Regions from separate parts of the Homo sapiens genome. Here region 2 is linked to region 1. The links are chromatin contacts, found by Hi-C or POLR2A ChIA-PET in ENCODE. All regions are on one chromosome and are shown on one strand. Each heading gives the region's core, a stretch centred on a gene start or an enhancer-like site at or near the end of the contact. The rest is flanking DNA. Distances are from core to core; before and after follow the strand shown.

Region 1 (7,435 bases), core at 2,357-4,856:
CTAGAGCCTTCAGAGAGAACACGGCCCCGCTAACACCTTGATTTGTAACTTCTAGCCTTCAGAACTGCAAGAGTATCCATTTCTCTTGTTTTAAGTCACCCAGTCTGTGGTGCTTGGCTATGGTAGTCCTAGGAAATGAATAAACATGCTCATTAATTCATTCTAGCAATGCCTGGATGTGTTTTATGGGATAGAAAGGGCTCGCAAGTTCATTACTTAAACCAATCTTTGAGCCTCATTTTGGCTCAAATAGAACCCCACTGACCATGGGAGGGTTCAGGGGGGATCTGGGTTGGAAACATGTGTCCTCTTCCAAATTGCTATGCAGCTCACCCACACCATCTGCCAGCATTCTTCACCCCCTCCCCTACTGCAGACCTGTTCCCGAGATAGCTCTGCTCCCAACATCCCTGAGAGTAATATCTTGACCAACTCAGGGACCACCTTATAAAAGACTCAAGACTTCACTTGCCAGGTACAATCGCATCCATTTGCACTTCTTTAAACTGCATGCTATTCAGCTTCCCTTCCATCATCACAGTGGACTCCACTTTGAATCCTCCCAGGCTAGAATTGTAGAGTGCATGGGCCCTTGGGATTATCAACGCTCATCCTTCCCACTTTACTCTTGGAGAAATATTATAACTTTACCACCTATCACCCTAGGCCTGAGTCCTGCTCCAGGGTGGAATAGGAGTTCTGGCTTTCTCCTCCCAAACCATCTGTTCATTCTGACCTTGGTCACATTCCCTTTTTTGCAGGGGAGTGGTGCTGGGAGCATAGCGTCTTCATGCCATCTCTTCTGCTTGTGCCTGGATTGTAGCCTTAAAGATTTTATCCAGAATGTAATGTAGGCAGGAAATTCCCACCAATACCAAGGGGCTAATGACAGCCATTGTGTTTCCTTATGAAAAGCAGGGGTCAGCACCTTTAGTTGGGGAATAAATTACGAATTTGTCTTCAGTGTGTTTCTCACAGTTTCTCCTACTGTGCTGGGTGTACTAAAGACAGATGACACCCTACCCCAAAGTCAGTGTAGAAATGCAGAGAAGCTTGAGAACATGAAATAGAAGATAAGAACAGAGAGAACGGGGGAGCAGAGGGAAGAAGAAGAGAAAAGAAATCTTCAGGAACACATAGAAAACTATCTGCTGGTTAAATTCCAGGCTTTGAAATGCAAAGAATGGCATGTTCCAGTAGCTTTTTATAGACCTATGCTCTACAACATTAGAAACAAGCACAGCGGACACATAATTTCATGGTTACATCCCGATTTGGTTATTTTTGCCAGTGCAGCTAAGGGATACCCTGATCAGTAAAATCCAGATAATTTCCAAAGCTGTTGCATCAAATCCTTTGGCTTAGTCCTTCCTGCAAAACACAGGATCACTCCCTGACATTGCCAGAAAACTGTTACTGCAGACTGGCATTTCACCTTCTTTAAATGATTCTGACCACTTTCCCCAAATACAGAGGTGTTTCCAAAGTAGGAAGAACAGATAAATGTGCCAGGCACAGCATGCCTGTAGTCCCAGCTACTCAAGAGGCTGAGGCAGGAGGATTGCTTGAGATCAGGAGTTTGAGACTAGCCTGAGCAACGTAGCAAGACCGCATCTCAAAAAAAAGTTATAAAAAATTATAAAACAATAGACTACACTCCATCTTCACCCACCTCCAAAACACACAAAGGAATTCTTGTTTTCATGGTGCATGCCTGGGTCATTTCTGCAGGTGATTCATTAAAACACCTGGTTTGGAGTCATAAATTGTACACCCGTTAAGTATACATATGTTAGTTACTGCTGTGTAACAAACTAACCCAGAACTTGGTGGCTCAAAGCAACAACCATCTTACTTGAGTCTAGTTGTCTAGTTGTCTAGAGACAAGTTGTCTAGTTCTACTGATGTGGGCTAGGTACAGCTGTCTTACTCATGCATCTGTGGTCAGCGGATAGGTTGGCTGGGGGCTGGCTGGTTTAGGATGTCCTCAGCTGGGATGACTCATACCTTTCCAGTAGAGGGTGTTGTCATGGTGGTGACTAGCAGAAAAAAAAAAAAAAAACGACAAAACAAAACACAGTTTCCAGTGTCTGAAGTGAGTTTGTTACCACCCCATTGTCCAAAACAGGTCACATGCTCAAGCCACAAACTGTGTAGGGCACTACCAAAGGTTATAGGCACAGGGAGACATCAAAATGAGATGCATGTCTCCAATCAATTTACTAGAGGGTAGAAACTGCACAGGTAGCTATTCAACAATAGTATGCTAGCTACATACAGAAAACAAAATGAAAAGTTTGGAAAATTATCTGATCATCCCCTTGATCAGTCATCAGAAAACATTTTAGTAAAGAGCTAGGTAGTAAAATTGCAGGCTTGCAGAACGTGCAGTCTCTGTCACAGCTACTCAAGTGTGCCACTGTAGCATGAAAGCAGCTATGGAATACATAAATGAATGAGTGTGGCTGTGTTCCAATAAAACTTTATTTGCAAAAACAGGGGGCTAGCCCATGATCTTGGTCATCATTCATGAAACTGACATTTGCTGGGGTCAGACTATGGGCCAGGCACTGTGGATGTGAAGATGAATAAAACATGTCCCAATGAGCTTTCAGCCTAATATGGAGACTGGCATACTGTAAGAGCTCAACAAATACGCAGTGAGTTAACATTAATGGGAAGATAGGTAATAAAGAAACACAATGGAAAGGAATGTTGCTGGGGCCATAGAAGTCTAGACAGGGTGCAAGGGATAGGAAGAAAGAGGCTTCCAGGAAGAGGTTACGTTTGAAGACTGTGTAGGCGTTCTCACAAGCATATCTAGGGTAGAGTTTGGAATTCCAGGCTGAGGGAACAGAGAGATTAGAGACCAGGTGATGAAAAAGAACTTGGCGAATATTTAAGCGGGGCTGGACCAAAGGGTGTTTCATTTAGCTTTCAATTTTTTTGGCTGGGTCTAGATTCTTTTAAGCCTAAATTATTCGAAGGTTCAAATTTCCGCAATCCTTGGGGAATACCCAGTACCTGAGGTATTATGACAGCATGTCTTTTCGCCCTACCAAATTTAAAGAAGCGATATGGCGCATAGAGAATGAACCAGATTAGGAATCAGAACTGGGCTCTAATTTCCCTCACTCCTCTCATTGCTCCCTGGATAACCATGACCATTTCACATGCCTCTTTATGCCTCAATTCCCCTAACTACAAAACGGGGGAAATAATGTCTCATAAGATCGCTGTAAGAATTCCAAGAAATATCTACGATGTGCTTAAACACACTGCCTGGTTGGGGATAAACACTCAGAAATGCTAGCTAGCTATCCTCATCTTCATTGTTATCATTGTTGATCATCATTGCCATCTTCATTTACTCTTCTCTCTACCCAATCCGTCCTTGAAACTCCCTACCCCAGACACTGAAGCCTCCAGAGATGAACCCAGAACTGGCTCCAGAAACAAGTCCCCCACCCCCTGCTGTTTGTTGGGTGGGGTGAGTCGGGGGACGCTGTCTGAGTCTCTGTTGTGTGCACAGCCAGCGAAGATGCCTAGAGCAGGGTTGGAGACAGGCAGTGGCGGAGGCTGCGAGTTGCTCGCCAACAAACAAAAGTTGCCTTTCATCTGATCCAGTGCTCCCGAAGAGGAATCACTTCCTCCTGCCTGGGCGTTTATGAAAGCCGACAGCAGAGGCGAGAAAACAGCCAGCTCTTTCTGCGCGTGATAAAACCATTACAATCAATTTAGGCAGCTCACAGGCGCGCAGACACTCTGTGTCGACTGGATTCTGTTACCGGGAGTGGGGTGGGGGGAGCTGGGGCGGGGTGGGGGGCGCGAGGGGGGCCTTCTGGGAGACTGGAGCATTCGGCCTTCCGCGGATGGGCCCCATTACGGCTGCAGGCTGGCGCCACTGCTGCGGGGGCTCGCTACCCAATGAAAGTGTCATCCAACTGGAAGATGGGGGGGCTACCAGTGTTAGCTTAACTCCTGCGGTCTCGCAGACTAATTGCTCACGGTGGAAACACGCCTCAAAGTGCTTTGGCCTCGTCAATAATAGGGTATCAGATGCTTTCCATTCCACAGCGCATTGATCTGTTTCCTCCCCAGGCCTCCTCCTGGCTCCGCTCCCTGGCGTCCCCCCACCGGTGCTGCCCTGGCTTCTACCTCTGATGACTCTTCTTCCTTTTTTTTTTTTATAAGTGTTTTCTAAGCGTGTGTTTAGCATGAGTGGTGCCTAAGTGCTAATTGTTACACCACAGATTGATTGGCGACGAGATGGCTTGCCAAGTTCCTCCAGTCTCCCGGGGGGAGGAGGGCGGGGCGGAGGGAGGAAGGGTGGGGAGGGCTTAGGGTGGGGGTGGCAGCGGTTGTCGGAGGGAGGAGGAGAGGGGAATCCTTGATACTTCTGAGTTGCCTCTGAATCTATGTCTTTCTGGGTTGGAAACTCGTGCCTGCCGTCGGGGAGATTCAGTGAGGGGGCAACCTCTACTGATACTTTGTTATTTGAGAAAATGGCATTGCTTTCTTTGCCAGTGCTGAATAAACCCTGGAACAGGCTGCAGCTGATGGAATCAAGCAGGGAGGATAAGTAGTGGGGTCAAACGTCCTTGCTGTCCCGGGCAGGGAGCACGTTGTTTTATCCATGACACCCCCTCAACAACCCCCAGTCCAGGTCTAGGTTAGGGTCCCTGCCAAATGCCCTGAGAAATAGAAGTCTGTACTTAGCCCATCATCCCTTTTTGGAGTTACTTATTATCTGGTGCTTTCCACTGACCTGTTTTCCACAATGGTGGGAACCTAACGCGGAGCGTGTCAGGTTCATGTTGCCCCCAAAACATTTATTCTCATTCATCCAGACCACTGGGTTTTGAGGTCTTTGGAAAATGGGGTTAGCTGAGCCTGTCAAGATTCCCGCAGGTGGGATTCCTTTGACACCTAAAATCCTTCCAAAGGCAATGCTGGATGCTTCCTTATAAGGCATAGAAACTCTGTCTTGGCAATGAATACGCTGAAACACTTGCACCTGACAGGTGAACCTAAAATCTTTGGGTGTGTGCCTAGTTCAAATGAGACAGCATGGAGTCTATTAATCCAGTTGTGAAATCCAACCAGCTTTGGAGAGCAGCTTCTGACCCACTTGGAAACTCTATCCTCCAGGTGGAAAGTGGGGGGCCTAAGAGACATAGGCGGTGAGGTGCACTTGGAAGGCAGACAGCCTGAGCTCCACCTCTCATCCATCTGGTGACACTGGACAAGGCACTTAACTTCTTAGTGCCTCAGTTGGCTCACTTGTAAAACAGGGATAATGGCAATGCCCAACCCATATCAGGAGGGCAAAATGAAAAGCCATCTGGTGATTAATAAATATTCCATCAGCAGTGGCTGGTACAATCACTGCTTTGTAATCTTTCTTCTTCGTTCTGAAATACTCAGCATTGTATAGTCTTGCTGCTCAAAGTATGCTCCGTGAGCAGTGACTTCAGCTCATCTGGAAACTTTTTAGAAGTGCAGAATCTCAGATACTGCCCCAGACCTACTGAATGGGAATCTGCATTTTCACAAGATTCCCCAGGAGATTTGGGAGCACACTGAAGTTTGGGAAGTACCAACTTATACATACTAGAACCCCTTCTTCCCCAATCCAGAGCATAGTAAATGCACAGCTTATATTTGGACTTCTTGGGGAGGGCAAGCATGACATTTAACAGCTACCCCAGGATGAGACAACTTCACTTGCTTTACAGTGGACACGAACATGAGCTCTCATTGGAGTTTTACCCTTTGGCCAACCAAGAGCTACAGGTATCTAAGGCTTGGTTTTGCAACTTTCTCTTGGGACAAGCATCCTTGGCATTTTCCTAAGAGATTGGCTGGCTTCCTGGGAAATGACAGCTCTGGACAATTCTTCCCTGAAAATACGCAGCAGAGTCATAGTTTACCTGCAGCCTTCCCCAGTTGATGGAGTATCCAGGCAGGCAGTAGAATAGGATGGTTCAGAATATTGGTTATGGGAACAGCCCTGAGTTCAAGTGCAGAGAACAGCTTGTGGGACATAAACCCATTAATCCACCTCTATCCATTCTGTGCCCGCCCTGGGACCTCTGCATGTGCAGCCTTTGCTGGTCTCTGCCTCTTTCTCGTTATTCAAATTTGAACTAAATGTTACCTCCACAGAGACACCTCCCTTTCTGACCTCCTAAAGCAATCATCCTCTATGTAATGACCCTATTTCTTCTTCTAAAGCACTTACCAGTGACAGAAGTTACCTCATTTGTTTCTGTGTTCCTAATCTGTGTCCTCCCATCCACCAATTAGAACATAACTCCTTGGGGACAGTAGTTCTGTCCTTGTTACCAGTGAAACCACAGTGCCTAGAACAGCAGGTAGTACAAAGTAGATGCTCCAGAAATTATTGTGGACTGACTCCTTCAAGTTTCTCATCTGTAAAATGGAGATAAAAGAGTGACTTATTTGCTTAGAATGGAAGTGAGGTGACCACGTAAAGCTCATAGATCAAGAACATATACCAGGCCAGTGCTCAATATATAGAAGTGGTTATTTATAGCGTAATAGTGGTATAATTTAATACTGAAAACAAGCTCAAAGAGATATTTGCTTACCTCTATCTTTGACATAAATACTATTACTATTTCTACTACCACAACCAATAATAATAATCTAACAAGACAGTCACACGTGCGAAAGCCAAGCCCACTCTTATCTCAAACTGGTATTTTGGTGTCTGCATATGTTTGCTTGGGGACAGAAGTTAAAATACACAGAGACGTGAATTCCGCAGTACCAAATAAATAGTTGGTGAATTAACAAATGAATTGTACTTTCCAACTACCTGTCCTTGGGCAGGCTACTGTGCCTGTGCAAGCCTCAGCTTCCTCATCATGTCATTTGGGGTAATAATAGCTATTCCATGGAGTTGTGGTTGTAGTGAAGATAGACAGAGACAATGTGTTTGAAAGCAGTGGTTTGGTATATAGAACTCCTTCAGCAAATATTGTCTTTTCTAATTTTATTCTCTCTCCAGCGCCTGTGGTGGAACCATACTTGGAAGTATTTGCCTCATTTTATAGACAAGGGAATGATATTCAGAGAGGTTTGAAGGCTTTTCCAAGTTTCTCTCCCTCTTTGTCCCCCTCTTCCTCCCTCCCTCCTTCCCTCATCCCCTTCTCTTTCATACACACACTCTTCTTAATTAGGGAAATAATGAAAACTCAAAAATTTTTTTTAATCCCAGATCATTCCCAACAAGAAAAGGCAACAAGACTCCAACCCAGTTCCAGCCATTAGCTTTGAAATTTTCTAAGTCTATAGCAATGATATTGGTTAACACCAGAGGGTTTTTTGTTTTGTTTTTTTTGAGATGGAGTTTCTCTCTTGTTGCCCAGGCTGGAGTGCAGTGGCGAAATCTCGGCTCACTGCAGCC
Region 2 (7,435 bases), core at 1,553-4,052, 61 kb after region 1:
ATTCATTCTGGGCCTTTGTTTCATCACAGTCATCATCTTCATCACCCTCTTCCTCCTCTTCTCCTCCTCTCCTCCTCTTCCCCTCCTCCTCATCCTCCTTCTTCTTCCTCCTCCCCTCCTCCTCCTTCTTCCTCGTCCTCCTTCTTCTTCCTCCTCCTCTTCCTTTTCTCCTCCTCTTCCTCCTCCTCTTCTTCTCCTTCTTCTTCTTCCTTCTCTTCTTCTTCCTCCTCCTCCATCTTCCCCCCTCCTCCTCATTACTATCATCATCATCACCATTTCTTCCAGTGTTTATTCTATATATTTCTGCCAATATGCTAAGTACTTAACAACTGTACATGTACTTTCTCTTAACCATCACAGCAATTTAAGGAGGTGATCACTACTCACTACTTGTCCTGGTCTGGTTTCCTCCCCCAGAACAGGTCTTGAGATAAGGATTTGTGTGTAAGTGGTTTATTTGGGGATAACCCCAGGAAGTCTTGGAGGGAATAAAAGGCAGGAGCGCAGATATAAAGGGTGCCTTGCTGAGCAGTTACCATGGTGGGTAACTGGGGCCTGGTCTTGCCATGGGCCCCTGAAGGGCTGTGAGAACACACCTCAGAGTTGGCCCAGGGAGGAAATGGGGTGGATAAATAAGGGGTATTTATTTACCACACCCCATTCCTCATTGGTTGACATTGCTTCTGGGGGCATCAACTCTCTGATACTTCTGACCATCCTGGGCTGAGCACATATCTGCAGTCAGACAGCCCTTAGACAGAGGACTAAATGTCAGTGTTTTGGCAACTGTCAATCTAAGCTGTAGTTGGCTTGAGAGGTTAGAGGGGGCACAGGGTTATAGGCAGGGCACCAAATAGCATCTATATGATTATTATTCCAATCTTAGAGGAGAAGAAATAAAAGCTTAGAGAGGTGAAGTAACTGATTTAGATCACAGAGCCCATAATGGTGGAGCTGGGATTGAACCTGGGTCTATGGATTCAAGAACCTGAGCTATTAATTCCAATGCTCCCCAGCCCCATCCATTAAAGGTGGGAATTAGTTCTAAACTGCCTTCCACCTACACCTCACCATCTCTGGTTCCAGCTAACAAGGTTTAGAGTTGAGGGAGAGGAGTTTTTACATTCATGTCTGTCACCCCTCTCTGCTGTCTCTAGGACAAGTTCAGTAGAGAGGTGGGAGGGGGTTCAAACATGAGGCTGGTGTCCCTGGCAATCATGAAACTTCCACCTTCCACATCAGCTGGCTGTTCATCCCTCTCCCACACCAATCAATGAGGCTTGAGGCTCTGAAAGTTTGGAGAAATCATTTAAACATTCTGACCCTCAGCTTCCTCATCTAGACTGTGGAAGAAATGATGAGTACCTACTTCATAAGGTTGTTGACAGAATTAAATGAGATAATGAATAATAAGAGCTTAGCATAGCATCTGGCATATAATAAGTGCTTGTTAGTTTATTATTTCTATCATGCATTATTAATTATTATAATTACCTGGGAATCTGATCTTCCACCTACAAATACTTTGTTTCTAAAATGAAAATCAGGACATTACCTGTGACAGAGTCTAACAACAAAAGGCAATAAGGAAAATAAGACAAATTCACACTTAATTTCCCTTGATGGTCTACCATACCGGGGAAGCTACAAGCTGACCTGTATATGCGTCTTTATGGAAGGGGAGAAGGATGTGTGTGGAAGCCTACAGCCATCTGGCCAGGCCCCTCTGTTGCCTGATGTCAACGTTTGACTTGTTATGGCCCTGTGATGGCCCTGCTTTTCTCCTTGCCCCCATAAATTCTGTTCTCAAGGCAGCAGCCACCAGAGTAGTCCTGTTAAAACATTAAGGCAGATCCTATCACACTTCTGTTCAAAATAAAACAATGGTTTCCTTTCCTCCCAGAGAACAGCTAAGCCTTGACGACGGCCACAAAAGCCTCCATGCTGCAGAGTCTGAACACTTCCTTTATCTCCTGCCTCCCCTCTGGGCCCTGTCTCCAGCTCCCCCCACTCCATACTGATTCCCTTGGTTGTTTTGACAGCCCAGTGCATACCCAGGGTATTTCCACTGGCTGTTGTCTCCTTCTGGGATCTTCTTCCTCCATAACCAAATGGCTTACTTCGTTGCCTCCTTCAAGTCTTTGTCAGATGTCACCTTCTCAATAAGGACTTCCCCAACCACACCATTTAAATTACAACAATCTCCCATCCCCATCGCACCAGTGAGACTCAACTCCCCTTCACCTACTCTATATATGTATTGACCATCAACAGACTATCATTTACCTATTTAGTATTAAATAGTTCACAGTTTACAGTCTTGTCTCTGTCCCTATAGAACTGTTCTCCCTTTAGAACAGTTATTCTTGCTCCCTATAGAATGGCATCTGCAGACATATCTTGGGGGCAAAAAGAGTAATTTTTTGCTCTACTGGAATCTAGTAGGTAGAGGCCAGTGACACTGCTACACATCCCACAATGCACAGGACAGCCCCCACGACAAAAAATTCTCCAGCCCAAAATGTCAGTAGTGCTGAGGTTGAGGAATTGTGCTATAGAATGAAACTTCCCAAGGACAGGGCTTTTTGGTTGATTTTCTACATTTTGCTATATTTCAGCATCTAGAACAGGACCTGGAACATAGTAATCACTCAATAAATATTTGGGGGATGAATCATCCTTAGAAACGGTCCCCAGAGGGAAGACTTTCAGAGTCTGGAGATCTCAAAAACATGCAAAATTCCTTTTAAAATCAGCAGCAGAACAAATACACGGACACGGATCGGACAGTGGGAAAGACCCAGTTCCTTGTTTGTAAAGGAATCGTTTCCACCGGAAAGAAAGAAAGATGTCCTCCAACGGCCCCACCCGGAACTCGCACATTGTGTTCTAAGTTTAACACACCTTGTGCTCTCTCTGCTGAAACCCTTGGCTCCAACCCATAATATCTCTGAATCCAGGAAACCATTATGACTGGTCAGGGTCAAAGGTTGCTCCTATTGTAACCCACTTCCTCCATCAGAGTTTTAAATTTGGAAAACGTTCTTATTGCTATTGTATGGAATGTCAGCTCTCAGATAACCTCAGAATTATTTTTATTTGTCTACCATGACCACCCCACCACACACCAAAAAAAAAAAAAAAAAAAAAAGGTTTAAAAAAACCCCGCAGAGTGGGAGGGGGCTTTCCTCAACATACTGTTAACAGAGAAAGAATCAGATAAGAGCCAGCTGATATTTTCAGCCTTTAACTGAATAAAGGGAAGGAGAAGTAGTTAAATTCCCAAAGGGCCCCCAAAATTAAATTCCAATATACTTTTTAAGATGGCTAGGATAGGAAAATGATCAGAACCCTAAGAGCGTAGCAATTTTAGATATTAGCAAGCACTTAAAACTTTAAGGAGGTTGTTCTAATAGTCTAGGACATTTCCGGAACTTATTGCCCACTTTTTATTTTTACATGAGGAAGAATTATAGTACCTATAAATATGCCCTGGAATTGTAATGAGGACAGGAGAGATATCTCTATATTTGACCAGGAAAAGAAGAAGATCCAAAGGGAATTTGGGTGATGAGGAATGCCAGATCTTGGAACTACATACAGTAATTAAATGGCAAAAGGAAGATTGTCTTGGCCAACAGTCCGGAAAGACTGGGCACCTTGCCATTTTTAAGGAGAAGGCATGTTAGAGGAAAGAGTAGCTGGAAGGTCTTTGAGGCACTTACAAAGTCAGAAAAAAAAAGTTATTTCAGTCAGTTCTGCAAATATTCAGAGCCTTTCCTCTGTTTAAGGCCCAATGCTAAGTGCTGGCAGTACAGACAGGAGACGCTAGAGTGTGATGCCAGATGCATGGGCTTTGGGTTTTGATGGCTGCTCTACCACTTACTTGCTGTGAGCCTGAGAAGCATACTTAACCTCACTAAGACTTGGTTTCCCCAACTGAAGAATAGGATGGAAAATAATCATTACCTCATGGGGTTGTTGTGAGGATGCTGTTTGACAGAGTCTCCAGCATGTTGAAAGTATTGAGTAGTAAACATTAGCATTATTAGAAGAGAAGGTTTTTCTTAAAACGTTCAGATTCTAATGGGGCAAACATCGTCATAATTAAGAGAGCAGCTATAATTTATTGTGCATCTGCTATATGCCAGGTTCTGTACTATCTCATTGAATCCCTGCAATGCTATCTCATTGAATCCCAGAAACAATCTTTGATAGACATAAGCACTGCCCAACCATATGTCTGGTTCTCCTTCAGCCCTTAGGGCAACTGCACAATCCAATACTCTTTGCATTTGGGTTGAGCCATGTGATTAATTCTGGCCAATATAGTGTGGGTTAAAATTATGCCTGTCACTGCCTTGCTGGAACATTTAATTGCCTATGTATGACCCTGACGCTCATAATCTTCTCCTTGCCACCATGGCAAGTGCCATGCCAGTTAGTGGGGTCTTGGTCATCATTGAGCCCTTGCTGCCTAGAGAGTCATATTTGCCCACTAACATACCCTGTACTGGCACCTTTCCCTTCTCTTCTCATTTTCTTACTTCTGTATCAGTACTTCCTGGTGGAATCACTTCCCCCAAAGCTTCTTGTACTCAAAATCCAGTTGCTTGTCCCTAAGGTAGTCATCTTCACCACTGAAGACAGACCTTGAAAATCCCATCTGGAATTATCTAGAGATGAACTAAACTCTCCATCAGGTTAAAAAAAAAAAAAAAAAAAAGTGGGTGTTGCTCCAACTCCTTAATCTAATTTATTTTGAACCATCTTCTGTCTATGTGAATATTGCTCTTAGTCCTACAGTGAGAATAACAGAGAGGAGGCCCCTGCTAATGTGCAAAGAACACGTAGCATGAGGAAGAAATAACCCTGTGTTGCTCTAAGCCATTGAGATTTAGGGATAGGTCATTACTATAGCATGACTTAGCTTCTACAGGCTCTCATACAACCCTATACAATAAGCACCATACTCATCACCACTCCACAGGCAAGGGACATAAGCTCAGAAAGGTTAAATGATCTGCCCACTTTCTAAATCTCACAACTAGCAAGCCCTGGGGGCAGAATTTACACCCATTTCTGTCTGAGTTCAAAGTTCACGCCCAAAATTGCTATACCATACAGATAAAAGGATCATTCATTTGCACTTAAATAAAGATTTGTAAATTATAAAACATTAAATAACATGAAGAATTTGTTGCCAGTATAGAATGTTGGAAGACTACTCAAGCAAAACCGTGCCTTCTCCTGAGAATTGAAAACAGGGCTTTAAAAACAGGCTAAAATAGGCTGACACCTCTGATATAGATAAAATGACCAAGTATAGCATCCAGAACCGAAACAACACTCAATACACATTACTATGTGGACAACAGGATGGGAGAGAGGGAGGAAGCAGGGAGAAACTTCATTTTCTGTTGCCATGTTCCACATTGTCATGAGACAGGGGCAGATGAAGAGAATCTCTGGTTACTGGGGTTGGGAAGCCTTTATTCTTCATCTCCTTCATCTGTTCAGAATGATTTCATGAGCTAATTAGCCCAAGGGTAGCCCTCAACCAATGATGAATATAAGGTAGATGATAAATGCTCAGGTCTCCTGCCTCTCAACTCAGAGATGAGACAACACTGAAGGATGTTCTATACAATCTCCCAGAAGTCCCTAGAGTACGATTACCAGATTAAGCAAATAAAAATACAGTAAGCCAGTTAAAATTAAATTTCAGATAAACAATGATCAAGTTTTAGGATAGGTATGCCCTATGCAATATGTGGGACACACACTAAAAAATTACTTGTTTAGGCAGGGCACAGTGGTTCACGCCTGTAATCCCAGCACTTTGGGAGACCAAGGCAGGCGGGTCTCAAGGTCAGGAGTTCGAGACCAGCCTAGCCAACATGGTGAAATCCCGTCTCTACTAAAAATACAAAAATTAGCCAGGCATGGTGGTGGGCACCTGTAATTCCAGCTACCTGGGAGGCTGAGGCAGGAGAATTGCTTGAACCCAGAAGGCGGAGGTAGCAGTGGGCTGAGATCGTGCCACTGTACTCCAGCCTATGTGAAAGAGCGAAACTCCATCTCAAAAAAAAAAAAAATTGCTTGTTTATATACATTTAAATTTAACTGGAGCCTTGTGTTTTATCTGCCAACCCAGAATCAGTGGGATAGAGCCCCAGTTGCTCCGAGTTGTAACTTGCTTGTTAATACATTATTTTCACTTCCTTACTGCCCTACCAGTGATTCCTAGAATCACTTCCCAACTAAACTATTGGTCCTCAAATTCTAGATGCTTCTAGAAAAACTCAACTTGAGACAGAGACCTTAAGCCACTAATGGTAGAGGTACGGAAGTTTCCCTATCAAAGACTCTGGAATGTATCCAGTCAAGAGCTAAGTTAACTGGCAATGATTTCTTAATTATGGCATCAAAAGCACAGGCAACAAATCCAAAAATAGACAAGGGGGACTACATCAAACTAAAAGCTTCTCTATAGCAAAGGAGACAATCAACAGAGTGAAAAGTTAACCTATGGAATGGGAGAAAATATTTGCAAGCCATATATCTGATAAGGGGTTAATATTCAAAATATATAAGGAACTCCTACAACTTGACAGCAAAAAAACAAACAAGCATTGAATAACCCAATTTAAAAAATGAGCAAGGAACCAGGTGCGGTGGCTCATGCCTGTAATCCCAGCATTTTGGGAGGCTGAGGTGGGTGGATAGCTTGAGGCCAAGAGTTTGAGACCAGCCTGGGCAACATGGTGAAATCCTGTCTCTACCAAAATTACAAAAATTAGCCAAGAGTAGTGGTGCGTGCCTGTAATCCCAGCTACCGGGGAAGCTAAGGCAGAAGAATCGCTTGAACCCAGGAAGTGGAGGTTGCATTGAACTGAGATCACACCACTGCACTCCAGCCTGGGCGACAGAGAGAGACTCTGCCTCAAAAAAAAAAAAAAAAAAAAAAAGGCAAGGGACCTGAATACAAATTTTGCCAAAGAAGAGACATAAATGACCAACAGGTATATGTAAATATGTTCAGCAACTCTAATCATCTAAGAAGTGCAAATTAAAACCACAATGGGACATCACTTCATACCTGTTAAGATGGTCATTATCAAAAATAATAATTTTAAAAACAAAAACATGGAGAAGTTGGAACACTTGTGCACTGTTGGTGGGAATGTAAAATGGTGTAGTCATTATGGAAAATAATATCAAGTTTCCTCAAAAAATTAAAAATGGAACTACCATACAACCCAGCAATCCCACTTCTAAATATTTATCCAAAAGGATTGAAAACAGGATCTCAAAGAAATATTTTCACACCCATGTTCACTGCATTATTACTCACAGTAGCACAGAGGTGGAAACATTAATGAATAATTTGATAAAGTGTGGTATATACATACAATGAAATATCATTCAACCT

Evidence for each region. Hi-C counts contacts between places; a loop is a spot of excess contacts on that map. ChIA-PET counts read pairs that join two places held with the same protein, here RNA polymerase II (POLR2A). Pooled maps may share reads with other maps.
Region 2: a map of cardiac septum shows a loop between it and region 1 (7-fold over the local background). The contact joins two enhancer-like sites. A Hi-C loop is called at or near these places in 1 of 168 maps with a recorded cell type or tissue (cardiac septum) and 3 of 50 pooled maps. POLR2A ChIA-PET finds 5 or more read pairs at or near these places in 2 of 52 experiments (HEK293 and WTC11).

What each region holds. Positions count from the first base shown.
Region 1 is chr12:115,595,411-115,602,845 of GRCh38, forward strand. The region is part of intron 1 of LOC105370003 (a long non-coding RNA gene); the gene reads right to left. LOC105370002 (a long non-coding RNA gene) reads right to left here. Exons shown (of 6, transcript NR_188487.1): 3 at 6,245-6,435; 4 at 1,931-2,039. Among named protein-coding and RNA genes, the nearest start is that of LINC02463, 290 kb to the right of the region's middle. Within about 2 kb of position 3,607, at least 4 of the 41 ENCODE cell types and tissues checked have a DNase peak (open chromatin) inside an H3K27ac peak, as active enhancers do.
Region 2 is chr12:115,657,694-115,665,128 of GRCh38, forward strand. All of the region lies in intron 1 of LOC105370003 (a long non-coding RNA gene), which reads right to left. Among named protein-coding and RNA genes, the nearest start is that of LINC02463, 220 kb to the right of the region's middle. Within about 2 kb of position 2,803, at least 6 of the 41 ENCODE cell types and tissues checked have a DNase peak (open chromatin) inside an H3K27ac peak, as active enhancers do.